Regions from separate parts of the Homo sapiens genome. Here regions 1, 2, 3, 5, 6 and 7 are each linked to region 4. The links are chromatin loops, found by intact Hi-C in ENCODE. Cell type or tissue: heart right ventricle. All regions are shown on one strand.

Region 1 (4,000 bases), 140 kb after region 4:
GTCTATCTGCCATGGTCTCCTCCTCTGTAATGTGGAGATAATAAAAATACCTATCATACAGGGTTGTCAAAAGAATTAATTGTGTTAATACATGTGGAAGGTGCAGACCAATGCTTGGAAATGGGACATTATATGATGCCTCAATAAATCCTATTATTATTATGCCTGAAAAAACACAGTGTTAGCAGTGTGAACTGAAGCAAGAGAGCAGATTTAAGAGACATTGCAAAAGTTACTGTTAGAGATTACAGTTTCACTTATCAGGGTTTTGAGCACATGAAACCCTTCAGCATCTGTATTAACTTCCTATGGCTGCAATAACAAAATGCCCCCAATTTAGTGCCTTAATACAATGCAAATTTATTTATTTATTTATTTTTTGAGACAGAGTCTCGCTCTGTCGCCCAGGCTGGAGTGCAGTGGCGCAATCTCGGCTCACTGCAAGCTCCACCTCCCAGGTTCACGCCATTCTCCTGCCTCAGCCTCCCGAGTAGCTGGGACTACAGATGCCCACCACCACGCCTGGCTAATTTTTTGCATTTTTAGTAGAGACGGGTTTCACCATGTTAGCCAGGATGGTCTCGATCTCCTGACCTCATGATCTGCCCACCTCGGCCTCCCAAAGTGCTGGGATTACAGGCGTGAGCCACCGTGCCTGGCCCACAACGCAAATTTATTATCGTACAGTTCTGCAGGTTACAAGTCCACAATGGGTCTCAATGAGCTACAATCAAAACATCAGTAGGGCTATGTTCCTTCTGGAGGTTTCTAGAGAAGACACCCTTTTCTTGCCTTTTCAAGCTTCTAGAAGCCACCTACATTCCTTGACTCCTGGCCTCTTCCTTCATCTCCAAAGCCAGCAATTGCATCACCCTGATCTGTGTCTGTGGCCACAACTCTCGCTCTGACTTTCCTTCTACTTATTTGTGATTATATTGGGCCCACTTGATAATGCACGACAATCTCCCCATCTCAAGACCAGTAAATTACTCACATCTGTGAAGTCCCTTCTGCTATATAAGGTAACATTCACAGGTTCCATGGATTAAGACATGGGCGTCTTTGGGGAGTCCGTAATCTGCCTACTACAGAATCTACTATCTAAAACATAAGCTATTTCTTAAACTTAATACCATTTTTTTAAACTTGGTGTGAAAGATGTGTGAAATTATATATCTATTGCCTATCAGCTAAATGAGATCATTGTATATATGCACTGGTCCCTGGATATTTCACGTATATGGTGATGAAATGAAAATACCATCCATTTCTGTGTTTTTTAGATTATTTTAAAAGAATACTCTTCTAAAATAGTTAGGCAGCATGTCCATTCAAATCACTATTTGAAATCAGAGCACTTGTAGATGGTGTACTTACTTACATACTCTGCAGTATACAGTCATTCACTCTTAAATATTGTTAATTTTTGAGTTGCAATTAATTTTTTAGTCCCTGTTAAAAATTGTCACCTGCTCTAACATCTCACTTAAAATATACTTATAACCTCATGTATGGAAAAAGCTCTGAAGCATGAAAGTTCTATTGTTCACTCTTCTTGAAACATAAGCATTCAATAGCTTCATCCACCACTTTTCTTCTTACATTTAAAGTGTTAACTCTTAGTGTCATCTAAAAGGAGTGTTCCTTTCTTGTGAGATGGTATGCCCTCTAATGTTTATCATGTGAAAGCTCATTTAGTAAGCTTTTTAGAGCAGAAGAATCTCATGCCAGACAATTTTTTAGTTTATTAGATCTAGATTCCCCTTTGCCTATGAGTAACATATTTGCTGCTTCTTATTTGAAATTTTTATCAGTCTCTTAACTTTATAGTAAAACACCAATTATTCATGTCATTTGAAATCCCCTTCCAGTATCTATACATGTAAATGCATACATCTTGCACATTTGCAATCAGGTGTTTTATATATATATATGTGTGTGTGTGTGTGTGCATATATATATACGTGTATATATATGTATATATACACGTATATATATATATGTTTCCCTTTTGTTGTATATGATATAATTTTTAATTCAGACACTTGTGAGCACTAAGTATATTTCAGATTAAGGGCTCTGTTAAAGGCTGGGAATACAAAGTTGAAAGGACATGACTCTTGCCCTCAAAGAGCTCTCACCAACCTGGGAGGAGAGGGGAACTGATGGTTAAAGTTTTTTAAATAGGAAAAAACATGTTTTAAGTATAGAATCACCTGGACTTAGTGATTGAACTACTGAGGTGTCTGGAAAGAGAAAAGTAAAAATGATGAAAAATTTATAGTTTGAAAAATTGGGTGCCTGTCAATACTTCCAACTGAGATAATTAATGTAGGAGAAAGAATACATTTAGATGGAGAAGTTGGTTTTGTTCTCGGCCTGCTGAATCTTATATGCCTGAAGCCTATTCAGTTGAAGATATCCCGTAGGCAAATGTTCATTTATTCAGATACTATTTGGGAAGTTATTATAGTAAACCAGATAAGAAATGATTGTGTTTGGAATAGGATTGAAGCAATAAAGATGGAGAGAAGTAAACACACCTTTCTACTGTATCTTGAGAGTATCAAGTTGGTCAAGAATTGAGTGGGGTGGATGAGGAAGAGGGAGGAATGAAGGCAGCTGGATTTATGATTGTGCAGTTCTGGAAGACATCAGAACTGGAGAAAGGCACTGGGGAGTTATCACATAGGAGGCTGAGAGGAGTTTGAGAGTGAATGAGGTCACACTGGGGCATGTGTAAAGTCAGAAGATGAGACATCACAAGCCAACTTCCTGGGCTACACAGCAGGAATCATAGGAAAAGCACTAAGAAAGGTCATAAAAATAGGCCAGAAAAGTGTGGGAGTAAAGGGAGACGAAGAGGATTTCAAGAAACAGGGAAAGTTTAACAAAGTCAACTACCAAGGAGTGGTCCAGTCAGACAAGGAATGGAAAGCTTGATCGTGAACTTGGCAATTGGGAAGTAACTACTGCACATGCCAAGAGTTTCCTTAAACTGGTAGGGTAAAAATCATTTTGTGTCATTTTGATAAATGTTTATTATTTTCAATAATACTCTATCATTTAATGAAAATATGTATTGTTATTATAGTATGTAAATACACCATGGCTAGAATATTCATTTCTATTTCTATTCATTGTCATTTGAATTTTTAAACAGCTTTTTACCATTTTGAATAATACCATAAATGTCATTTTCAATGAAAGGCTAAAACTCTTTTCCTGGTTAGAATTCCCAAATATTATGCACATCCTTCAATTTGAAGAAAGTAATGCAAGTAATTCTTAGCATCTTAAAATAATTTAAATATTCTAATTTTAAATAATAATCTACAGAGGTTTTCGGCTCTTTTTGTTATTTTCAGATGGAGACATCACAAATGTCTGGGTCAATATCTAGCCTAGAGTGCACACTTACAGAGCAAGCATCTTCTTCATACTACATACTGAAGTCCTCTATGGATGTAGCATTATACTAAATAATCAGCTGTATTTCTTTATATTATAAATAATTTAATACATAGAGCAAGCACTTTCTTCATACTATATACTGAAGTCCTCTATGGATGTAGCATGACACTAAATAATCAGCTGTGTTTCTTTTTTTTTTTGGAGGGGGACGGAGTCTTGCTCTGTCGCCCAGGCTGGAGTGCGGTGGCGGAATCTCGGCTCACTGCAAGATCTGCCTCCCAGGTTCACGCCATTATCCTGCCTCAGCCTCCCGAGTAGCTGGGACTACAGCTGCCTGCCACCACACCCGGCTAATTTTTTGTATTTTTAGTAGAGACGGGGTTTCACTGTGTTAGCCAGGATGGTCTCGATCTCCTGACCTCGTGATCTGCCCGCTTCGGCCTCCCAAAGTGCTGGGATTACAGGCATGAGCCACCGCGTCTGGCCTGTATTTCTTTATATTATAAATAATTTAATACCCATTAGTAATAGGTTTCTTCTGTTTCAAGTGACTAAGGTAATTTCCCACCTATTAGCTATTTCTGTT
Region 2 (4,000 bases), 550 kb after region 4:
TTTTATTTACTACTTAAAACAACCCTAAGAAGTACTCATGGCCAGGTACAGTGGCTCATGTCTGTAATCCCAGCACTTTGGGAGGCCAAGGCGGGCAGATCATCTGAGGTCAGGAGTTCGAGACCAGCCTGGCCAACATGGTGAAACCCCATGGTGAATTCAAGTGAATTTCAAGTGAATTCGTGAGGCACGAGAATTCACTTGAACCTGGGAGGTGGAGTGAGCCGAGATTGCGCCATTGCACTCCAGCCTGGGTAACAGAACGAAATTACATCTCAAAAAAAAAGTTCTCATTATTATTATTTTCATATTATATTGGCTGGGCTTCGTGGTATACACCTGTAGTGCACAGAGTTAGAGCCTGCAGAGCCTGGAAGTTCAAGGCTGCAGTGAGCTATATTGCACCACTGTTGTCCAGTCTGGGAGACAAGAGCGAAACCCTATCTGGAAAAAAAAAAAAAGTATTATTATCCCCACCTTACAGATGAAGAAGTTGTAGTCTGTGGGAGTTAATTAATTTATCCTGCCAGTATAACCCATGAGCCAATAATCTAAACAATACTAATATTCTGCAATTTGCTTTTTCATTTATTTTCTTAGTAATGAGCATTTAATTGTTTCCAATGTGTAACTCAGCACAAAAAGATAGTGCAATTACATTTGAAATATTTAACAACTGATAGAATACGCGCATCAGCCAATTAGAAGAGCCCCTTCTGATTGTGTACTGGGGCATACTGATAATGAACCGGCTGGGCCCAACAGAATGTTAGTTTGTATGCAGATCTTTTGGGGCTTCTGTGAGCATATCTGTAGGAGTTTCTGGGAGGTGGAATAGCTGCATCAAAACGTGTTTCATTCAGAATTTTGATAGATATTGCCAAATTGCCTCCAAATGATCTTACCTATTTAAAATCTCACCAAAGTTATGTGAGATCTCTTTCTTTGTGCCCTCACTAACGCTGAATATTATCAATCAATTTCCTATTTGTCTATCTCCCAGGTAAGTAAATGGAACCAAATGTTTTTATTGTTCACATTTCTTTGAGAGGGTGAGCCCATTTTTGTGTATGTATTAGTCATTTTTATTTCTTCTTCTTGCTTATTCATAACATTATTTTTTAAAGATTTTTTATTTATTTAATAAAAGTAGAGATGCGGTCTCACTATGTTGCCCAGGCTGGTCTTGAACTCCTTGGTTTCAAGGGATCCTCCCATCTCAGTCTCCCAAAGTGCTTGGATTACAAGTTGAGCTACTGCACAATCCTGTTCATAACTTTTGCCAACTTTTCTATTGTATTGATTTTTTTTGTATATTCTTTTTTCTTTTCTTTTTAAAATGATAAGTAAGGGACAGCCTATTTTTGTATTAGCTTAAAAGCTCATCTGACAAAGAGCAAAAAGCAGTGAACTAATATTATAAATGCAAGAAGGCAATGTGTCCCCATTTGTTTAAAAAAAAATCATTGGACTAAGTACTATATTTATATTATAAAAGACCTTCAGAATACTGTACCAGTTTTTAACTTATTCCTTTTCTTTCCATTAAAGGGCTAATTCATCCACATTTCCATTTATCACAGTTACTTCTTCCCAAAGCTCTAGAGTAGCCATTTATAATAGCAATAAAATGATGAAATATCTAGGAATAAAATTGACAGAAATTTCTGCAAGTTTTATAAAGAAAACTTTAAAACCCTACTGAGAGACATAAAGGAAGACAAGTAAAATAAAAGACAACTTATTCTTTCTAGCAAGATCCAATAGTGAAAGTTATATAAAGATGTTTATTCTCCCCAAATCAGTCTTTAAATTCAAAGTGATTTTCATTAAAATACCAACAGGGCTTTCTTTTTCTTTTTAATTGATGAAACAATGCCACAGTTCATTGAAATTAAAACCTCACAGCAGCTGGGGAAATTCTGAAAGAGAAGAGCTGGTATAGGGGAACACTGGGGAAGCCTTCCAAATATTAAAGCATATTTTGAAGTCTATAATTTAAATGTAAAAGTTTTATGCTGGAGAAATAATAAAGAAGAAACAATAAGGAGGCAGATTAGAATATAATGGGGATTTAGATTTTGGCAAAGGTGGCTTTTCATATCAGAGATAAATTGAATTGGGATAATTGACTACCTTCGGTTAAAAAAATAAAGCTAAATCTCCATTTCACTCCCTTAACATAAGTACAATTCATCTGAATGAAATGTAAAAGTAATTTAAAATGCACCTATGTATATTCTAGAATAGTGGTTCTCAAAGCAGGGTGTGTATGTGGCAATTTTTCCTTCCAGGGAACATTTGACAATGTCGGGAGACATGTTTGGTGACTGCAGCTGGAGAGGAGGTGTTGCTACTGGCATCTAGTGGATAGAGACCAGGGATGCTGCCCAACATTCTACCACGCACACCACAGCCCCCACACCAAGAATTCTCCTGTTCAAAATGTCAGTAGTGCCAAGGGTGAAACACACACTTCTAGAAGAAAGCATGAGTAAATGTATGATCTTGGAGTGGGGAAGGCCTTTCTAACCAGAGCACAAAATCAAGAAATGATGAGATATAAATGTTTATAAGTACTTTGTTTCTTAGAAAGAATTTATGTTTAAGGAAAAATTGTATAAAATTTTCAAAAGCTAAGAAACTTGGAAAAATAGTTGTAGCACATTCAGGCATAAGCCCAATTGACTTAATTCATGAAGGGCTTATACAAACCGTAGAAAAGAAAAACTCTGTGTTTAAAAAGTTGGACAGCCTGTAGATTTGTATTTTACCTAAAAAGGAATCCAGATAACCAAAAAACATGGAGGGGGGGACATGAAAACTTTGTTTTTCTGTCATTACAACAATAAAGTAAATCAGACTGAACTGACATGGAAAGATTATTAATAGATGTTAAGTTGTTTTATTTAAAAGCCAGGTATAGAACTCTACAATATTATCCCTTTTGCATAAAATTTTTGTATGCCTGTATTTTTCTGGAAGGATAAGTGTAGAAAGATTAACAGTTACTACCTTTGGAGTGATGTAAGTGTGGAGAGGAAGACACCAGCCCAATCTTAGACTGACTCAGGGAGCCTACATCCGTTTTTAACAACTAAATAATAGTCCATTGTAACTATGGATATAATTTATGTACCAATGCCCAATTATCGGACATTTACGTTTCGTTCTCATTTGTGTTAAAGGAGATTTTTCACAAATCTTGTATAAAAACCTGAGCAGGCATCTGAAATGGGACACAGTTGTGTTTAGACTGGGGAAGGCCTTTCTAATCGGGGCGGAAAGTGGTAAGTTGAAGTCAGTGTCTGGAGTCCAAGAGCCATTAGTGGTTAATCATCAGCAAATGTGAATAACCCCTAATGACACTCTGGGAGCCAACTATTCATTGCCTTTTACAAGAAATAAGAACAAATACTGTCAAACCATTTACCAACCCAAATGGCTTTGGATTTGGATGACCAAATCTGCAAAACTGGAAATGTTAATCCTAATGCAGGTAATTTTTTTTTTTTTTTTGGAGAAAGAGTCTTGCTCTGTCACCCAGGTTGGAGTGCAGTGGCACGATATCGGCTCACTTGCAACCTCTGCCTCCCAGGTTCAAGCGATTCTCCTGCCTCAGCCTCCCAAGTAATGAGGAATACAGGCATGAACCACCATGTTTGGCTAATTTTTGTATTTTTAGTAGAGACCGGGTTTTGCCATGTTGGCCAGCCTGGTCTCAAACTTCTGACCTCAAGGGATCTGCTCTCCTCAGCCTCCCAAAGTGCGGGGTTACAGAGTAGACTAGTAGAGCTCCTTTTCAAGGGTGAAATAAATGTCTAAATCAGTACTTTTTTTTTTTTTTCTTTGAGACAGGGTCTTCCTCTGTTGCCCAAGCTGGAGTGCAGTGGTTCGATCTTGGCTCACTGCAACCTCCACCTCCTGGGCTCAGGTGATTCTCTCACCTCAGCCTCCCTAATAGCTGGGACCAAAGGCGCCCACGACAACGCCTGGCTGA
Region 3 (4,000 bases), 220 kb after region 4:
CCAGCTTGGATTCCCAATCACAGAAAAATATTTTTTGATTCTTCCTGTTACTTTTTAACTTGGCAATTGAATACTTCTAACATCTGACTGTCAGGCTACCTGGAAATATTAGCAGAAAGTTTATATCCATTTCCCTCTAATATATGCTTGAATTAATGTAGCACCAGTCTTTCGTGCTCCCAGAACACAGTGAAATAGATTTACAAATATGTGGCATGGAAAATCAGTTAAAAACAAATAGCACTTACTATCAGTTAAAAATGAATTTAGCTAGATGTTTTTATCAGTGTGGCAGGAAGTTATTTATGAACACTATTGTTAGGTACACCAGAACTTGCTCTGCCAGTTCTTGTTTTCAGCACTAGGGGATCAAAAGTCATCTTATCCAAAAGCAAACCAGATAACTGAAATCATCAATCCCAATTGCTCAATTCTTGCATGAATAACAATAAACTATTAACTATTCTAACTAATTAGGAAAACATTTTGTTCCTAGAGGGTACTGTTTGCACAGCGTTCCTTCCATAAATATTTATCTACTGTTCTTGCTGCCAACAATAGTTAGTCACCTGGTATATACAAAACACTGTGTTATGCTTGGTAGTATAATAAAACAAAACAAAAAAGATAAATTATCTGCTAATATTAGTTTATTACCAAATGTTCTTATATCCTGAGAGCCCAACAGAGTTTATGTGTGTGTCAGTTTATGAGTGTGTTATCGGTGAGTGAGTCAAATACAGGCAACAGAGCCCACCTAGAAACTGGTTTCCTTTTTTCAGTTCCCACGAGTTCCTTGTGTATCAATAGTGCCCTTTCACATTAAAAAAATAAAAAAAAATTTTTAAGTCCCATCTAAGAATACACAAGGAGCTCATTAAGAACTCCTTCATTCCAGTATTCTTTCAGCCTGATCTTAAAGCACAAGTAAAAATGTTCTCTTCTTTTAAATGGGCTCTGCCAAGTTAATTATGGACAGGAACACTAAGGTAAGGACCAGGGGCTCCGTTCAATACCATGCTGAAGAGGTGAGGCCCTCTGCCAAATGTTCACTGGAGTTATCGGGGGCTTAGAGTTGGTCTTTTCAAACTTTAGTGCAGTTAAGAATCACCTGGAAGTCCTGTTACAATGCAGATGCTAATTTAGCGGGTCTGAAGTGGGGCCTGTGATTCTGCATGCCTAACAAGCTCCCAGGGGGTGCCAATGCCACTGGTCCAAGAACCACATTTTGAATAGCCTGTTTTTAAAAACACCCTTAGAGCCTAAATTAATTGTTCTGGGGTGGGGCTCAGAAATTGAGGATATAATAATATTATTAATAAAATTCCCAAAATGATCACATGAATGTAAAATTCACAAAGCCTCCTTATTCCTAAATATATTAAAAGACGACAGGCAGCTACACTAGACCAGAAAGAAAAGAAAGAAAGAATACACAAGGAGCTCATTAAGATCTCCGGGACAGAAGAAAGAAAGAAAGAAAGAAAGAGGGGGGTGGGGGGGAGGGAGGGAGGGAGGAAGGAAGGAAAGAAAGAAAGAGAAAGAAAGAAAGAAAGAAAGAAAGAAAGAAAGAAAGAAAGAAAGAAAGAAAGAAAGAAAGAGAGAGAGAGAGAGAAGGAGAGAAAGGAAGGAAGGAAGGAGAGAAAGAAAGAAAAGGAGAAAAGGAGAGAAAGGAAGGAAAGAGAGAAAGAAAGGAAGGAAAGAAGGAAGGAGAGAAAGAAAAGAAAGAGAGAAAGAAAAGGAGAGAAGAAGAGAAAGGAAGGAAGGAGAGAAAGGAAGGAGAGAAAGAAAGGGAAGGAAGGAAGGAGAGAAAGAAAAGAAAAGAAAGAAAGGAAAGAAAAGAAAAGAAAGAAAGGCTTAGGTTTTAACTGTTTTTACCATCAGAGTCTATGGTTGTTATAAAATAGTCAAATATTGCAATCTATTCATAATTCTATTGTATTTTAAATTTGCGCTTCTGTTCCCGAAATAAGCTTCACCACTTGCAGCTTAAGCCACAGAAATGCGAACTCAGAAGGGACCGGGAGAGGAGAGAATGTTCTTTCAGCGTTAGAAATTTATCTTGTAAATAGAAGCTGGCAGTGGCCACATGGATTTTTTTTTTTTTTTCAGAGCTAGGGCAGGCAGTTAGTAGACCTCAGTTACAGCGTCAGCTCTGCCACTAACTAGCTAGTTAGACCCAGAGCTGCTCTGAGCCTTAATTTTTTATCCGTTGAAGGAGAGCCTTTGAAAGAAGATAACAGCAATCCAGGCCCCTGACATCCTTTGATTCTTTGATTAAGTCACCAACGTCAAACATGGAAAAACTTGAATGAGCAACTCGCTCAGGATTTCCTGGAAGGCACCCTGACTTGGAGAGTGGTATTATGCAAGTCCCGCAGTACACACGGCACGTCCCGCCCGGGCGGTCCTGCGCAGTCCTCAGCCTCGACCGCCCCCTGCCGGTCCTCCCCGGGACTGACGCCGCCACCCGCCCCCGGGCCGAGCGCGTCTCCGGGGAAACACAGACGCACTCTCAGCTCCCCTGGACCTACGCCGTCGTCCCCCCACCGTCCTTCCACGGGGGCGCAGGAAGGAGTGGGACGGAGCATCGGTGCCTTTTTCATTAGAATAGACACAAAGCCCAATTAATAAAGACCCAGAGAAGAGGAAGGGAAGAACAAGACCCAGGGGTTAGAAGAGAGAAGAACAAGAGCGGATTCTCAGCCATGGGACCGCAGCTTGTGAAAGGGGAGCTTTGTTTATTTATTGTCTAATCTCCTTGCTGCCCTGAGCTCGTGCAGCACGTTCCTTATCGGAATCTTGGGAGCTTGGGAATTTCCACAACAGAATATGTCGAATAGCTTATATTGCTAGCATAATAGAGTACATTTTGACCAGAAAGCTTTTATCCCTTTTCATGTGGTAGTGATTGTTCGGTGCTTCTCTATAGAAAAGTTAAACCATCCTCAATACGGTGAATATTATCTTTCCATTCTTTCACCCAAGGCATAAGAAATTACTATAATTTACCATGGCATAAAGGTAATAAAAGTGGGTAGAAGTCATCTTTCCAACACCTAAACACCTATCTGGAAAAGCTTTTGACCACCAACAGTACTCATTATTTCTGTCTTTGTACCTAATTGATTTAGTCAGAGTATCTGTGGCCATTTAAATACTATGTGATTCTGGTGATAATGGATTGATGGGGCATGTTTCCATTTCACTCACAAATGCTTTCAAATATACTTCTGCCTTATAGCGTATGCAATTATACTTTCTGTTCAGAATCTGTGAAGTTAATGATTCTTCACATTTCCTGGAAAACTTTTATGTTTTTGTTCAGATGAATGAGTAGTTATTTTCTCTAAGTATAAATTTCAGAGCTGTTGCATTTCTACAGCTAAAGCCCATGTAAAACATAGCCAATGAATGGGCATTCATCTGTGTTTCATGGCACATCAAAATGTATTTTAAATGCCTTTTCCTATGGCCACCTCCAGTCTTTTTTGCCTTAATTATGGCATCAAGGTGACTATTAGGAGTTTGCAGTAGCCAGTGATGTGGGGGTAAGGCAGGAGCAATATTCAGGACATGTGTCTGGTCATTAAGAAGTACCCAAATTTCTAGAGACTCAGAGAAGAATAAGAGGAAAATTCCACCACCTCCCTTCTCCTGCCTGCCTTCTCTCTCCCACAGTGACAGCACTGACCTATCAGACAGGGAAAATGGAAGATGCAGGCCTTATGCATAGTAGTGCCTGTCTCCAACCAGGTCCCAAGTCCACCCATGAGTACATTCTTCAAGTGTGCTCTTCTCACTGCCACACACACAGACCCTGGTTCATCATGGCAGACGTTTAAAAATTTGGAGACTAACTTGGTTCTACTTATTCTTAGGTACAAACTCAGTTCCAATGTCCAGCTTTGAACTAGATGGTGAACCACACTATTAGTTTTTCCTGCATCCTGACTCATTCATTGTCTGAAGGTGGGATTTTTTTAATTAAAATTTTATT
Region 4 (4,000 bases):
ATGAATTATTGGGTGTAGACAATGGTAATCAATGACTGCCAACATCACAAAAAAGCCACCAGACATATGCTTCTGTATGGAGGTACACACCACCACCTGTGGGGTATTTTGGCCAAAAATTGAACCTCAGTCTGATGATGTACCTGGGTCTACTGTATTCAGTACTAATCCCATGTGGCTACTGAGCATTTGAAATGTGGATAGGCCAAATTGAGATGTTCTGTACACGTAAAATACACACCAGATAGCAAAAACTTAATATGAAAAAAAGATGTAAACTATCTCAATAATTTTTAATATTGACTTTAATATTGACTTAAATTTTAAAATTTAATATGTATGTATGACTACATACATAATATTTGTGACATATTGGGTTAAATAAAATTATATTATTAAAATTAATTTTAATTTTAATGTTTTCTTTTTTTAAATGTGTATTTTAAAATTTTAAATTATATTTGTGGCTCATATTTCTATTGTATGGTGCTGTTCTTAATTCTAACTACAACTTACAGGAAATACACTGGACAGAGGAACATGTTAAATGACACCTTACAGGAAATACACTGGACAGAGGAACATGTTAAGTGACACCAGAAGGATAGAAACAGTAAAACTCAGGCTTTAGAAAACTCTGCAACTTGAGGCCCTCATAAGGACTTTTCTGTCCTCCTTTGACCAAACTGTTTAACCGAGCCTAGGGGTGAGGGGGAGCGACCCAAGCTGGCATCTTTCTCTACGGAGACAGATTTTAGAAAATACTTTTCTTGCCCATGAATTTCTTTTCTGGTTGATTTTTATCATTTTCCCTTTACTTACAAGAAAATAAGATTGCAACCACTCCTGCTAATGATTTAGTAGTTCCTTTTCATTTCAGTTTTTGTAAATTAGGAGATAATTCTAAGAGTTACTAAAGGATGATTTATTTAAGAGAACTACGTCAAATAGCGAATGAGTTATGGGTAACATTAGACGAAAATAACCTTTCCCGTGGGAAAGGTTTCTCGAAGGCATGGATGCAAATATAAAATATTAAAAAAAAATCTAAATAAAGCTTATTTTAAAATATGAAAAAAAAAAAAAAGAAAACTCTGCAACTTATATTTCTAATCCAATTTAATGGTGGAGTCAAAGTTACTAAAAATTTATAAACATGAGCACTGTAATTAATGTGTAGTGTAGTCCTAAACATCAATATCTGCAAAATCATAGATTTGATATCTCAGTTTCATTTTCACTATTGCTCAAATAATGCATAACAATAAAAAGCCTATACATTTGCATTGGCTAAAGTAATTTATCACCAGTGGTATGTGAACTGCACCATGGAAAACAGATATATTTTCAATTTTTCAATCTTTAATAATCTGAAAACTTGATTCTCTCAGTTTATTCAGATAGAGGAATACATAGTTATGATTTCTATACTATTAGCCTTTTTTACCAATATAATTAATTTTAATAATATATTTTGTTTGACATATCTAAATATAAATTTCAACATGTACTAAATATAACAATTATTAATGAGAAATATTACATTCTTTTGGCTTTGTACTAAACATTTGAAATGTGCTGTACATTTTTCACTTATAGCCTATGCAATTAAAATGCTATATTTTTATTAGGAATATTTAATCTAAATAGATATCTTAAAATTTACATTTGAAAAAAATAGATTCAGATACCTAAGTTGTTACAAGCATACGTAAAAGTTTTCAGTGACTGAATTGAGTATCAATCAGTTTTAAAATTTAAATCAGTGAAATTAATTAAAATGAAATGAAAATTTAGAAACTCCATTTCTCAGTCACACTGGCCACATTTCAAGTAGAAAGCCTTTGTTTTTAATTCACTTTGTCCTAAAGCTGCAAGTAGAATTTCTACATCTTATCAGAATTGACTTGTTTAAAATATTTTTCAATTAAAACATAATACAAAGCCACTTAGATATGTAAAATTTAAAAATTCTCCCTTTTCTCTCTTCCATCTTTACTGTTTTCCCCAAATTCGAGATCAAATTAATAAATATATTTAAAATGTTTCTAACTTTAAAAGTTAAGTATTGAATTAGGCTTACTTAGACTTCACTTGTAATACAGTATTTCTTACATGTCTAACATAATAGGTGCTCAAAAATATTAGGTAATTTGTCTCCGTTTATTAGATCAGGAATTATTTAATAGTATCTAAACTTTTACTTTTGCTTTTACCCATTTATGAAAAAAAATCATTCCAGCTTAGCATGCTTTAATATCTTATTGGGATAAATAAATAAATAAGATTAAATATCTAAATAATTTACAGAAAGATATCTTACATTCTCTATAGCAAAACACTGATGAATACAGTGTATATATTGAAAGTAAATCTTGGTGGTTTTTTTTTTTTTACTCACGTTGCACCAAAGCGAGAGAACACTAGGGGGCAGTGTGGTTAGAGCAGAACTCTCAAGAGGCTTGGAAAGGTGCGCTGAAATCACCAACAGCTGGTGCGATAAATGGGGTCTAATAGCAAGAAAAGAATGCATTCGTTTAACTTTACTTTGTGAAGTTACGTGGCCCACATGCATATTATTCACAAGGTCTTGGAAGAGACGCTTTGTTCAAACCCTGAGCCCATAAGTTTAGGGACAAGCTCTTCCTGGAAAGGTCTTTCTTACGGAATTTTCTGTCCCGAAGAAGATACAAAAGAGTAGAGCATTGCCAGAGAGTAACAATTCATAAATACTAACCCCAAGTGCCAGTATAATATTTAGTTCCTACCTCATTTTAACCTTCACTTGTATCCACCATTCCTTCTATTTTCTTCTATTCACCCGGGCTTCTTTGCAGCACAGTCATTTTAAGAATATTCTGAGAGCATCTTAGCTCTCACTCCATTTCAGCTCAGTGAATTCTAAGGCAACAAAAGTGTATTAAGTAATTAATCCATAATGCCAGCCACTACCTAAAAAAAGGATAAGGCCAAAGCTAAAAAAAAAAAAAATCAAAAGCTAGGAAAACTTATTAACATTTTCTAAAATTACATTGTTGTTGCCTATTTTAAGGGCATGAGTAGTGACTTTATGCTACATTTTGCAAAAAGTATTGAGCATAATCTATAGATACTTAATGTATGATGAGGTAAACATTTACACCTCAGACTCAGAACAGGCAGACAGCTAAGTTCTCTCGCTTTTTAAATATGCAATGAATTTTCTAATAGTCAAGTAACAAATCTATTTCTCTTTTAGAAAATTAGAATCTATATGTATTAAAGAGCTGTGCTCCAAATTGTGAGTCTGGCCTACTTAAATTTGAATAAATCATTCTAGAGAGTTGACATTATTTAGTTTTGAACAATTCTTGAAGTCTTTTTGGACTTTATAATTTAGCAGCAGGTGGTTCTGGTCATTTTAAAAGTCCGTGATTAATGTAACTAATCCTAGTTAGTGTTTAGTCATCTCTTCAGATCTTTTGTACCTGGAATTTCTAGAGCCTATTTGCCTGAAATTGTATAAATAATAAATGGTTTGCTGTCCTCTATATAGTGGCAAGCATCCAGGTTTCTGCAACTCGAAATTTCAGCTCCTCTCAGCTTCTATCAGGTTTGAGATATTTTTAGCCGCACTCTGTCAGTCAGAATCCCATGAAAGAGAATCCCATTAAGAGAGTTGAGGTGAATTTAGAGAAGGGTCTGTTTATAGAGCAGGGAGCAGGGTTAAGAAAATACAGCCAGAGAGGCCGAGGTACCCAGAGACAAGCACAGTGGGAAGCCCTCGCCACTCTAGGCCTGAAGAGTCAGATGAAGGGAAGGAACGGGGTCCCCAAGCCTATGGGCACTAGAGCTGTGGACAGGCTGCCATCGCAGAGGGGCAGATTGCTGCTGAAACACCAGCACAGGGAGGAAGTGGCACAGAAGGACCCAGAGCTGTCTCCCCCACCCTCGGCACCCCAGCCAGGGCCTTGCCTGGATCACCCGGTGCCAGGCAGGGAAAAGCCAAGCACTGGGGAAG
Region 5 (4,000 bases), 710 kb after region 4:
TATGAAGGCGATCAGCGGTAGCACTGAGAGAACAAACATCACTGTCAGGGCAAGCATTTCTCAAAGCTCTCTTTGACCTCTTCAGTGAGCAGTTAGACACCCGTCGCAGCTCCTGAACAGCTGTTTGGCACCCTGGTAACAGATAAGAACTCACATTCGTTACGTGCTTCCAAAGTGCTGGGCATTAAAACACTCCCAGAGAGTAGGGTCCTAGTTTCGCTATCACCCTCGGCTCTCAGATGTAATGTACACTTCAGTAAGTAAGAACTGAATAAATAGATTGAATAAAAGATTACTTGAGAAAAAGTACAGTAAGCACAACCTCCCAAATGAGCCAACCTCAATTTACACTCGGATTATTAAAAAATGCGAGTAGACGAAGGTCCTCAGATTGGTTTTCGCTGTGCTAGTTACCAGTGTCCACGAGGAAATATGAATCATCATCAAGTTCATTAAGAATGACTGTCTGAAAGGAAGCCTGTGTCCTGGCAATACAATCAACTGCAGTTAAGTGCGGCTGGTAAAAGATTAGGCTGGTCTCCTGTGAGACGTGTTAGAACAGTGTTTTATATTTAAACACCCCCATTCATACGCATCTCACAAAATACTTTTCGTACCTTTTGAGACCAGCCTGGCCAACATGGCAAAACCCTGTCTCTACTAAAAATACAAAAATTAGCTGGGCGTGGTGGCAGGCGCCTGTAGTCCCAGCTACTTGGGAGGCTGAGGCGGGAGAATCTCTTGAACCTGGGAGGTGGAGGTTGCAGTGAGCCGAGATCACGCCATTGCACTCCAGCCTGGGTGACAGAGCAAGACTCCATCTCAAAGAAAAAAAAAATAGAAGCTGTCTCATAGTCATTTGTGCTAGACCTGTTTTTCATCAGCTTAGGTGCCTTATTAGAGTATATTATCTAGAACTATAATAGATACAGTTCTCAACATTCCTGAGGTGGTAATAATAGCATTCCTATATAAAGCATAATTTTACAGAGTATTTTCATACATAACCACTAGCTCTGTGCTTTAGCCTTCTCATCTCTAAAATTGAAGTGATGGTAACAAGAACGACTTGTTCAAGTCAGTAAGTGGAGGAAGTCTGGTCTTTTCAGTGCAAAGCCTATGATCTCATGTTCAACAAAGGTCATTATTTCGGTGTAAAAGCCACTGGAGCCAAGCTGAGATTCTGGCACTTTCCAAGCACTCAATAAATACTTGTAAATTAATGAAGGAAGGAGGAAGGAAGGAAGGAAGGAAGGAAGGAAGGAAGGAAGGAAGGAAAAAAGAGGGGAGGGGAAGGGGAAGGAAAAGGCAAAAGGGGTGGAGAAGGGGAAGGGAATTTGCCATTGATATTTGTAAAAAGGAGTCCTAGAGATTATTCCCTACATTTGGGGCTCATGAAATAGTATGAATTTAATTGTAAGACTTTTCATCAATTATTTAAGAAACAACTTTGAGAAAGTCACAGCATTACTGACAATAATGCTGTCTAGATACTCATGATTTGGCTGCTTTATCTCAAATTCATTAGGGAATGGGTTAAGACAGTACTATATTAAGAACAATAGTGCCACCTAGTGACACTTCTAGTTATTGTCTCTAAAATTGCCTATGACAACCATTCTAAAAAAAAAAGATCCACTTAAGAGACTGTGTGATATGTGCAATCCATCATCTTCATCATTTTTCTATACAAGAAACCTTTTCTTGAAATTTTAGTATGTGATAAATCTTTACATCCTCATTCAGATTTCCCAGATGATGTTTCTAAGGGATCTTTTTATACCCGATTTTTCAGTAGTTTATGTTTCTATTTCAAAAACTGTGTTTCTTATAATTTAAGAAATATAAATTTATTTTATATTTCTGTTTCTTATATTTTAACACATATCAATTTTGAGATGCAAATCAGTATAATTGCTGCTCGTAGGATAGACAGTATTAAATATATACATTGTGAGACATTCTGATCAGGCTACAGGTACTAATTATGTAATTAGGAAATTATAGGTTTAATGAGAAGCACCCATCTCGGTCAAAAAGGTTAGAAGCTCGACATTTCTCTAGCTTCTTTAGTTATACAAAGTTGAGCAGGTCAGGTAACTTCAGTAATCTCATCTGTGAAATGGGATGACAATTCCTACTTTATCCACTTCCTAGCGTTCTGAGGATCAAGCACAATTCACAAACGCTTGTAAAACTGGCTCATGACCATAAGAAACTATCGACGGTGTTTCCATAATCACTTTCTTGGGAGGAGCACAACTGCCTGCGCTCAGGTGACTGCCCCACTGCTTATTCCCTGTGTAACTTTGGGAAGTTACTTCCTTGCCCCCTGACATTTCATTTGTAGAACAGGGATAACAATACCTACCTCAGGCCGGCCGCGGTGGCTCATGCCTGTAATCCCAGCACTTTGGGAGGCTGAGGCGGGCGGATCACTTGAGGCCAGGAGTTTGAGTCCAGCTTGGCCAACATAGTGAAACCCCATCTCTACTAAAAATACGAAAATTAGCCAGGTGTGGTGGTGCACACCTGTAATTCCAACTACTTGGGAGGCCGAGGCACGAGAATCGCTTGATTGAACCTGCAAGTGGAGGTTGCAGTGAGCCAAGACTGTGCCACTGTACTTCAGCCTGAGTGACTCTGTCTCAAAAAAAAAAAACAAAAAAAACCCAAAAAGACCTACCTCAAAGGGCAGTTGTGTAACGTGCTTCGTACATAGTGAATACTCAGTGCATTTTCACTATGTGACCACACACACACACTCACTGCAGTGGCCACAGAATCAACCATCAACTTAGGAGATTGTCACTATGTGGTTCTCAAAAGGAGATATTAAGTAGACAAAGTTTTCATCGTCATCATTAATAATATTTACTGGACACCAAAAAGAAACAAAGTCTTGGCCCAGGTGTCTTCCACTACTGGATTCCACAACACTCTTCACAAATAATACAGATGAAACAGAACAGTGTGTCAGGTAAACGTAAGGCAGTCGAGAAACAACTAAGTTTTTTTGTTTTTAATCTTCAAAACTTTTCTCTCAATTTTTCAAATCTGGCTTTAAGCAGATCAATAAAATAAGCACAGTTACGATTATGCCAGAGATGGAAACAAGGCTGAGCTGGAGGGGAGGAAACAGATAGGACCCGGAGAGGCGTTTTATAGCTATCTCCCCTGGACCTGAGTCCATGCTGCCCCCTCTTGCCTGGACGACGGCAACAGCCTCCATACCGGCCTTCTTGCTTCTCTTCGTGCCCCTCCATTCAAGACACAGCACCAACACTGATTTTAAAAATATAAATCACCTTTCTTCCCTGCATTTCACATTAGGACTCTGCTCCAAATACCCTCCCTGGACCCGTATCATCCATGTGCTCTCCCGATGCTCCTACCACACGACAGCCTCGCCCTGATCCTCACATGGGTCCGGACCTCCTTCCTGTCATTCAGATCTCAGCTTACCACCCAGAGGCCTTTCCTGACCACCCTGTCATGCATGCCCAGTTCTCTGCACAGCACTTAACCTGAAATTGCACATGGATTGTCTGCCAGCAGAGAATGCAGTCCCACGAGGGCAGCATCCTTGTCTGTCCCACCCCCCAGTTATCCCCAACCCTTACAACAGTGTAGGGTACATAACAGGTGGTTGACAATGGTTCAATAATCATCAAGATTATCCCACCGTATTTTTCTGTTTCCTGTGAAACACACAATTCTCCACCTGGTTTTGTGACACATTGTGGTGAGTTTAAGCTTCTAAGTGGAAAAAAGAGCCAGATGTAGATTCTTATATTTGTTAGATCTTGGGCAGGAGCTTCAGTCTAAACTTCAGGTCTATTAATAAAAAGTAGAACTGATACCTCAGAGACTAAGAGGATTGGGTGATAAATGTGACAGTTCATATGAGCTGCTCCCTCATTCTAATGATAAAAGGAAGCCCAGGCAAATTGTTAGCAAGTGAATACAGACCAGCCTACTGCCCCAAGTTGTAAAGCAC
Region 6 (4,000 bases), 130 kb after region 4:
CTGGTGTAAGAATAAAGAGGTTTTAGTCCCCTTAATAAGGGAGAATCCAACAATTGTAAAATAAATGACTTTTGCTCTCCTTAATTTTTTTAACCACAATTTAATATACGCTTGCAAGATTGTCTAACTCCTCCCTGATTTAATTCTCCGAGACTCTAAAATCATAAGATACATAATTAAAGGACCAGGCAGAGTTGGGTTTTTTTCCCCTTAAAATGACAATTTTAGAATAGTAGAACCTCCTGATCAGAAGGTCATCTGGTGTAGCTTCCCATTCACACTAATCTCCCTGCAATGCGGACATTGTATCTTCCTATCTATTTTTCATCTAATAATCTCCTTGTAAAAGAAGGCTTTGAAATTATTTAGTCCAATTTAGTTTTTTGAAAAGAGAAAAATCCTAAGGAAATACCTCGATGAAATCAGTCATCTTGCCAGTGGAACCTGGCACTCGCAGGCTCACTGCCTGGCTACCAGTGCTGTTCTCTTCCCATTATGTTGTACATATTCTATTATCCATTCTCATAACATCCTTTTAAGGCAATGGGGCCAAGGCACAGGGAAGCAAAGGGAGAAGCGACATTATCTGAAAGTTAGAGTTGAAGCAAGTTTGTGACTCAACAGTCTCAGAAGAGGCAAAGATTAACTAAATAATGCCTGCAATTATTTATTTTAACTTCCAAAGAAAAGAAATTGGTGTGTTCCTCCTTTAATGGATGAGTTTTCCCTGGATCATGGTAAACCACGTAGCAAAGGAGGATGCATAGAGCAGAACACATTAGGATATGTGATCTTTAGGGAATTTGCTCAGAGCCCTGGTTAGATTTTGAAGACAGCATGCATCCTTCCAGCATCTTCCACTCCTTTGAAATCAGCATCCCTCATCTTACTTCTCCAGGATAAAAATTAACATAGCTGTTACCATATTTGCAAAGGCCAAACTTTATTTGATAGATAGATAGATAGATAGATAGATAGATAGATAGATAGATAGATGTATTTATGTATAAAATATGTATGGTGTGACAGGTAGGAATTACGTATTGGAACAATGGGACCATGGGACCAAATATATTAAATGGGAGCAACTGCAGCAAATCTGAGAGGAATAGTGTGCAGGATACATACGCTAAAAGCTACAAGCTAATCTCTTAGTTATTGCCCCCTACATGTAAAAGTAAGTGATTGGAAAGGATTTATCTCTAAAATTGGAAATGCTACATGAAATATTGTAAAGTGGAATCAATACGGGTACATATGGGCACAATAATATCACATGTATGCCTGTAGAGAATCATATATATGTATGGCCACTTGCTCTATCATTGAATATTTAGAGGTAAAGCTTCCTTAATTTTATGTGCACAAGAATCACCTTGAGAGTGTCTATAAAATGAGGATCTCTGGCATCCACCCAAGAGATTCCGATTTCATAGATATGGGATGATTCTGACAGTGATCAATCCCAGAACTGCATTTTAAGTAACCCAGTTCTAGGGAACTGTAAGGCTTAATTTCTCATTGTATTTACTGAAGGGGGCAGTAGAGCCTAATAGATGAAAATATGGGATTCAGGCGCTCTGACTGCAAGCTTTATTGATGCTGGCTTGCTACATGACTTTGGGCTCTACTTAGCACTTCTATTTCTACATCTGTAAAATGGGCATGATGATATGACTGTGTTTGCTTCAGGTCTTAGAAACAAATTTAACTTCAAATTTGAGAAATAAATGAAAAATACAGTGTGAAAATATTCCAAGTTTGTAGATCCTCAAACATTAACAAGCTTTAGCTCTTTCCCATGTTTCATGTACCATACCACTTTTTCCTTTGTATTTCACTTCATCTAGTTTTTATTAAGCTGGCATTGGGATTAGCATGTCTGATTCTGTGGTAAAGAAAAGCCCTTTCCAATATGGGATGACAGTAGGTCTTAATCACAGTGTGGGTGTAAAATTTCACTGTCTTGTGTGCCGACTAAACGCAGAAAGCTTTCGTCTGAAGTCGAGAGTATCACAGTCAATCTTTTTTTCTTTTCTTTTTTGAAAGACAGTGTTTCCCTTTGTCACCCAGGCTGGAGTCCAGTGGTGTGATCATGGCTTACTGTAGCCTTGACCTCCTGGGCTCAAGCGACCCTCCCACCTCACCCTTCAGCGTAGCTGGGACTACAGACTCAGGTCACCGTGCCAGACTAATTTTTTATGTAGAGACGGGGTTTCGCTATGTTGCCTAGGATGGTGTTAAACTTTTGGCCTCAAGGGATCTTCCCACCTCGGCCTCCCGAAGTGCTGAGATTACAGTTGTGAGCCACTGCACCAGCCTGGATTAATCTTTTGATAGCTCAGCCTCAGTGGATCAGGTTTTCCCATGGCTTGATATTGGCTGATGGAATATAATTCTGGCTTCTTCAAGCTTTAGTGTATTCATACAGGGAAAAAAAAAAAAAACGCAATACACACTTGCTTTTGTTTTCATACGTTAAGTCTGTCAAGCTCCTGCTGCCTTATTCCAGACAGCTCTGGTAAGTCAACAGGACAAGCTTAATTAGTAATAACAGTCATAGGAGGTGTCTACAAGGGAACTCTATCCACCATCATCACCTCTTTAATTGGCTTAGGAGAACCAGGTTCTCTGTGGAGTGTTTCCTCCGTGGTGCTTTTCCACCATTGATAGAAGATGACCAAATGTCCTTGGCCATCACTCTTCTTTGCTCGTGCCCAAAGTCGCTAAGCCAGGTATATCATTCTTCTAATGTTGTAGAAATTGAAAAGAGCAAGTAAACACTGAAGCCAGATCTCTCTCATGACCTCTTCTCCACAGAACCATCGGAAGTTCAAACTTCTTCTGTGAGCCCTGTGACTTTGGGCAGTCTAAATTCTACCTCGCCTGCTTCTCCAATGTCATCAAAACAATGAAAACAAAACCATTCAGAATTCACAGGAAGGGTTTAATACATTTAATGAAATTATATCTCTTAATTATGAAAACTTGACCAAATAGGCTTGCCATTTTTGGTTATAAAAGTGGAAATTAGTGATGATAGAGATCATCCTATGGACACTATAAGACTCTGTAGGCCATCCCAGGACCTGCAGTTTACACTCTGAATGCCACCTGCCAGTCTAAGCTCCTCTGTGGACGTCCATCTGGCTAGCATCCCCTTAGGCAGTAAATAAGTAGGGAGAGAGGCCTTTCTACAGGACTTTTCCTTTTAAAGTCCTTTAAAGGAACCCTACCTGTAATCCTTAGAAATTTTATGTCTTTGTCTTCTCTCCTTAACTAGCAAAAGTTTCAAAGGCTTATCTGTAACTCAAGGGGTGTCAGTTCATTTGTTTGCAAATGAAACCTGAGCTTTCTGAAAATGACTCCCCTGCAAAATCATTCCCCCATAACACTCCTCCAGCCTTCTAGTCGATTTTAGATCGTTTCCTGTTCTCCCACCTCTTGGAAGTATTCCATGGCACGCTGAGCAGACACTTTTAGTCAAAAACGCCTATAAATAGCTGATTTTCCCTGCTTACTGCCTTCTCTCTAAGGCTTTCACAAAGGAGGTGAAACGAATCCACTAGAAACAAGAGCTTTCTGTGAGGGGTGTGTGGTGAGGCTTATGAAAAATCAAATCCACAGGCCGAAAATTATCGTGTAGGTAGCTTTGCCATATTTGAGTTACGCAATCACTGCATGGAAAAAGAAACATTTTATTTCATGCCAGAAGATCTCATGAACTGAACAAGCCATCAAGTGTGTCTCATCTGAACTTTCATGCTTCTTTAAAAACATGTACTTTGACTTTCACACTGCTATAAAAACAAAAAATAAAAAAAAACAAGTTTTATTTATTAGATTCTATTTGTAAATCTAGATAACCAATTCCTGTAGCCTTTCCATCATGGGAAATTTGAAATGATTTTCCCCATCCCCATTTCTCCTCCCAACAGCCCTTCTCTTTTGCCTACGAGGCCCCACCCATGGTCCACATCACAGAGCCCCCAGAGTGGGG
Region 7 (4,000 bases), 700 kb after region 4:
TGATCTTAGGTTGTCAATTTGTGACCTTTCAGACTTTTTGATATAGGGATTTAGTACTATAAACTGTCCCCTTAGCACTGCTTTTGCTGTATTCCAGAGGTTTTGATACCCTGTATCACTATTATCATTCATTTTGAATAATTTTTAAATTTCTATCTCAATTTCATTGTTAACCCGAAAATCATTCAGCAGCAGATTGTTTAATTTCCATGTATTTGTATAGTTTTGAAGGCTCTTTTTGGAGTTGATTTCTAGTTTTATTCCACTGTAGTCTGAGAAGATACTTGACATTATTTTGATTTTTTAAAGTTTTTTGAGACTTGTTTTGTGGCCTGTCATATGGTTTATCTTGGAGAATGTTCCATGTGCTGATAAGAAGAATGTATATTGTGCAGTTCTTGGGTAGAATGTTCCGTAAATACCTGTTAGGTCCCTTTGTTCTGGAGTGTAGTTTAAGACTAGCATTTCTTTGTTGACCTTCTGCCACAATGATCTGTCTAGGACTGTTAGTGAAGTGTTGAAGTCCCCTACCATTATTATGTTACTGTCTATCTCTCATCTTAGATCTAGAAGTAATAGTTTTATGAATCTGGGAGCTCCAGAGTTAGGTGCATATGTATTTAGGATTATAGTATCTTCTTGTTGGATTCATCCTTTTATCATTATGTAATGACTTTTTTGTCTTTTTTCTATTGTTCTTGCTTTAAAGTCTGTTTTATCTAACATAAAAATAGATACTTCTGCTCACTTTTGGTTTTCTTTTGCACAGAATATTTTTTGCCACTCCTTTACCTTGAATCTATAAGAATCCTTATGTGTTAGGTGAGTCTCTCGAAGACTGAAGATATGTGGTTTGTGATTTTTTATCCATTCTGCCCATTTATACCTTAAAGTAGAGCATTTAGACCATTTACATTCAACATTAATATTGAGATGTGAGCTACTGTTCCAGCCATCATGTTGATTGTTACCTAGATATTTTGTTTTCTTCATTGTGTTATTGTTTTATAGACCCTATGAGGTTTATGTGTCAAGAGGTTCTGTTCTGGTTTATATCAACCTTTTGTTTCAAGCTTTAGAAATCCTTTGAGCATTTCTTGTAGGGCTGGTCTGATAGTGACAAATTCCCTCACCATTTGCTTATCTGAACAAGACTTTATTTTGTCTGTATTTATAAGACTTAATTTTACTGAATACAAAATTCTTGGCTGAGGGTTATTCCATTTAAGAAGGCTAAAGACACTTTGGGAGGCTGAGGCAGGTGAATCACAAGGTCAGGAGTTCGAGACCAGCCTGACCAACATGGTGAAACCTCGTCTCTACTAAAAATACAAAAATTAGCTGGGCTTGGTGGCATGTACCTGTATTCCCAGCTATTCAGGAGGCTGAGGCAGGAGAATTGCTTGAACCTGGGAGGTGGAGGTTGCAGTGAGCTGAGATTGCACCACTGCACTCCAGCCTGGGCAACAGGGCAAGACTCCATCTCAAAAAAAAAAGAAGGCTAAAGATAGGATTCGAATTCCTTCTGGTTTGTAAATTTTATACTGAAAAGTCTACTATTTGTCTGATAGGTTTCCCTTTATAGCTTACCTGATGCTTTTGACTCACTGCTCTTAGAATTCTTTCCTTCACACTGACTATAGATAGTCTGATGACTATGTTCCTTGGTGATATCCTTTTTGCAATGAATCTCCCAGGACTTCTTTGAGCTTCTTGTATTTGGATGTCTAAATCTCCAGCAAGGACAGGGAAGTTTTTCTCAATTATTCCCTCAAAGAAGTTTTTCACTTTTTTTTTTTTTTTTTTTTTTTGCTTTTTCTTCTCCTTCAGGGACACCAATAGTTCTTATACTTGTCCATTTTACATAATACCATATTTCTTGGACGCTTTATTCATTTCTATTAATTCTTTTTTCTTTATTTTTGTCTGATTGGGTTAATTTGAAAGCCTTGTCTTAGAGCTCTGAAATTCTTTCTTCTATTTGGTCTAGAATATTGTTAAAACTTTCCAGCTCATTTTGTAATTCCCTAAATCCCTAAATGTGTCCTTCATTTCAAAAAGTTCTGGTTGATTTTTTAAAAAAATCTATCTCTTTAGAAAATATTTCATCTATATCCTGAATTGATTTTTAAATTTCTATATGTTGTTTTTCACCTTTCTCTTATATCTCCTTGAGTAGCTTAATGATCAACCTTTTGAATTCTTTGTCTGGTAAAGATTTCTCAAATGCCAGTAGTAGTAGTAATGAATTGGTCATGTGGACAGACTCAGGACCCCCTGGTTAGCCAGAACGATGCAGGCAATGGTGACAGCTGAGGTCATGCACAAGTTTTCTCCTTCCTTGGTGCAGTGTTACACTACTTGGAGATGCTGTAATGGACTGTCAATTGGCCTCCAGCCAGAAGGTGGCGCTTGCCAAAGAGCACCAGCTGCCGTAGTAGCAGTGGGATTTGTGCTTGCCTCATGTTACCCAGGGGAGGTACTCTGGTGACTCAGGTAATGGGTGGGGCCATAGAGCGCCAAAAAATTTCTGTCCTTTGTGTTAAGCTACCAGAGCAAGTGAAGGAGCAAAGCCAGGTGGCGGCTGGATCAGGCAGGTTCACGCTGTGGCTCCCCACATGCGGGGTAAGCAGTGGCCCCTGTGGGGGTCAGAGAGCATTTTTCTGGCCGCAGGGGTAATGTTGCAGGGAGGGGTGCAGCTGCCTCTGCTGCACAGAAGTCTCTCTACAGGGGTTGGGGAGTAGCAGGCGGCAGTAAGCCCCACCAGCGCCCATGCACTTGGCAAGGCCGGTCCCTCACCCGCAGGGTTCCGCTTGCAGCAGCTCGTTAGAATCCAGGCAGTCCGCATTCAGAACTCAAGACTGCCCCATGCCATAAGCCTTCCTGAAGGAGAGAACAACCAATGCTTTCAAGCCACGCCCCTCCCAGTCTGCCCGTGAAGCAGGGGCGCCCAGCTCCTGCACCCGTGGCTGCAGCACATTTCCCAGTCACTCCTTGGTTCTGCCCAAGGGGGTTTGTCCCCATTCGGCATTATATTGTGAACCCAGTTGGGAACTTCTGCCAACCTGTGACTGCTGTCTGAGTTAGCTGGCAGATTTCTGCACAGTCCTCTGTGAGGTAGGGTCGGGAATGTCTTCCCTCCATCCTCACTGGAGCCTGGGAGTGCATGCAAAGCCCGTCCCAATGATGCTTTTTCTCATACATTCCCCACTGCTCACTAAAATCAGCTCCATTGCTGGATAGGGTTAAGTTCTTCCCTCATGGGCCTCTATTGCCAGATTCCCAAGTGGGAGTGTATGTTCCAGAGGCAATTTATTCCTCTTTCACTCTGGGGAACTTAGTTTTCCACTGGCTTATGGTGTAGGCTGCAGCCCAGTGCTTCTTTCAAAGGGTCAGTGGCTTCTTTCAGTTCTCCTGTTAAGTTCCTGTGTTGCTTCTAGGAGAAAAGTTCACAGTGTGTGAGTCTCTACACACTATCTTGTCTTTCCAAGTGGAAGAGGCATGCTAACACTGCCTCCAATCTGCCATCTTGGGAGCAACAGAGTGAGAACTTGTCTCTTAAAAAAAAGGTGGGGAGGCCGGGCGCGGTGGCTCACGCCTGTAATCCCAGCATTTGGGAGGCCAAGGCAGGCAGATTATGAGGTCAGGAGTTCGAGGCCAGCCTGGCCAACATGGTGAAACCCCATCTCTACTAAAGATATAAAAAATTAGCCGGGCGTGGTGACGCCCGCCTGTGATCCCAGCTACTCAGGAGGCTGAGGCAGGAGAATCGCTTGAACCTGGGAGGTGGAGGTTGCAGTGAGCAGAGATAGCGCCATTGCACTCCAGCCTGGGTGACAGGGTGAGACTCTGTCTCAAAAAAAAAAAAAAAAAAAAAAGTGGGAGGGGAAGCGGTCTTTTGTTTTAGAGATATCTGCTTTAATATGTATGAACAAATATCAGTGATTTGCTGACAAAATGATTTGTCAGTGATTTACTTCAAAGTAATCTAGTGATGCAG

Evidence for each region. Hi-C counts contacts between places; a loop is a spot of excess contacts. Peaks named below come from ENCODE experiments on the same cell type or tissue, not always from the same donor. Only the 100,000 strongest peaks of a DNase experiment are listed, where the experiment ranks them.
Region 1: a loop joins it to region 4, with 4 times the contacts of the local background. A loop is called at or near these places in 13 of 110 quality-filtered maps.
Region 2: it touches region 4 in a loop (5-fold over the local background); 8 of 110 quality-filtered maps call a loop at or near these places.
Region 3: a loop joins it to region 4, with 14 times the contacts of the local background. A loop is called at or near these places in 94 of 110 quality-filtered maps.
Region 5: it touches region 4 in a loop (11-fold over the local background); 45 of 110 quality-filtered maps call a loop at or near these places.
Region 6: a loop joins it to region 4, with 2.8 times the contacts of the local background. A loop is called at or near these places in 36 of 110 quality-filtered maps.
Region 7: it touches region 4 in a loop (5-fold over the local background); 43 of 110 quality-filtered maps call a loop at or near these places.

What each region holds. Positions count from the first base shown.
Region 1 is chr18:3,856,480-3,860,479 of GRCh38, reverse strand. All of the region lies in intron 4 of DLGAP1 (DLG associated protein 1), which reads left to right. Among named protein-coding and RNA genes, the nearest start is that of DLGAP1-AS3, 20 kb to the left of the region's middle. In heart right ventricle, a CTCF peak has its summit at 1,689; no DNase peak of the experiment used is centred here.
Region 2 is chr18:3,439,872-3,443,871 of GRCh38, reverse strand. It overlaps a transcript of TGIF1 not described here. Among named protein-coding and RNA genes, the nearest start is that of TGIF1, 8.3 kb to the left of the region's middle. In heart right ventricle, a CTCF peak has its summit at 2,364 (motif pointing left); a DNase peak (open chromatin) is centred at 2,368.
Region 3 is chr18:3,769,948-3,773,947 of GRCh38, reverse strand. All of the region lies in intron 5 of DLGAP1 (DLG associated protein 1), which reads left to right. Among named protein-coding and RNA genes, the nearest start is that of DLGAP1-AS3, 110 kb to the left of the region's middle. RefSeq lists a silencer at 2,322-2,541. In heart right ventricle, CTCF peaks have their summits at 340, 1,179, 2,254 and 2,454 (motif pointing left); a DNase peak (open chromatin) is centred at 2,437; H3K4me3 peaks cover 1,218 bases; H3K27ac peaks cover 1,319 bases.
Region 4 is chr18:3,994,118-3,998,117 of GRCh38, reverse strand. The region is part of intron 3 of DLGAP1 (DLG associated protein 1); the gene reads left to right. It overlaps DLGAP1-AS4 (DLGAP1 antisense RNA 4), which reads right to left. Exons shown (of 5, transcript NR_102696.1): 3 at 2,769-2,901; 4 at 2,402-2,510. Among named protein-coding and RNA genes, the nearest start is that of DLGAP1-AS4, 34 kb to the right of the region's middle. In heart right ventricle, CTCF peaks have their summits at 2,213 and 2,425 (motif pointing right); a DNase peak (open chromatin) is centred at 2,457; H3K27ac peaks cover 1,077 bases.
Region 5 is chr18:3,279,189-3,283,188 of GRCh38, reverse strand. No RefSeq gene overlaps it. Among named protein-coding and RNA genes, the nearest start is that of MYL12-AS1, 19 kb to the right of the region's middle. In heart right ventricle, a CTCF peak has its summit at 1,571 (motif pointing left); no DNase peak of the experiment used is centred here; H3K4me3 peaks cover 716 bases; H3K27ac peaks cover 1,250 bases.
Region 6 is chr18:3,867,602-3,871,601 of GRCh38, reverse strand. All of the region lies in intron 4 of DLGAP1 (DLG associated protein 1), which reads left to right. Among named protein-coding and RNA genes, the nearest start is that of DLGAP1-AS3, 8.6 kb to the left of the region's middle. In heart right ventricle, a CTCF peak has its summit at 1,519 (motif pointing right); no DNase peak of the experiment used is centred here; H3K27ac peaks cover 738 bases.
Region 7 is chr18:3,295,990-3,299,989 of GRCh38, reverse strand. No RefSeq gene overlaps it. Among named protein-coding and RNA genes, the nearest start is that of MYL12-AS1, 36 kb to the right of the region's middle. RefSeq lists an enhancer at 2,705-2,784. In heart right ventricle, a CTCF peak has its summit at 2,403 (motif pointing right); DNase peaks (open chromatin) are centred at 2,429 and 2,775; H3K4me3 peaks cover 1,133 bases.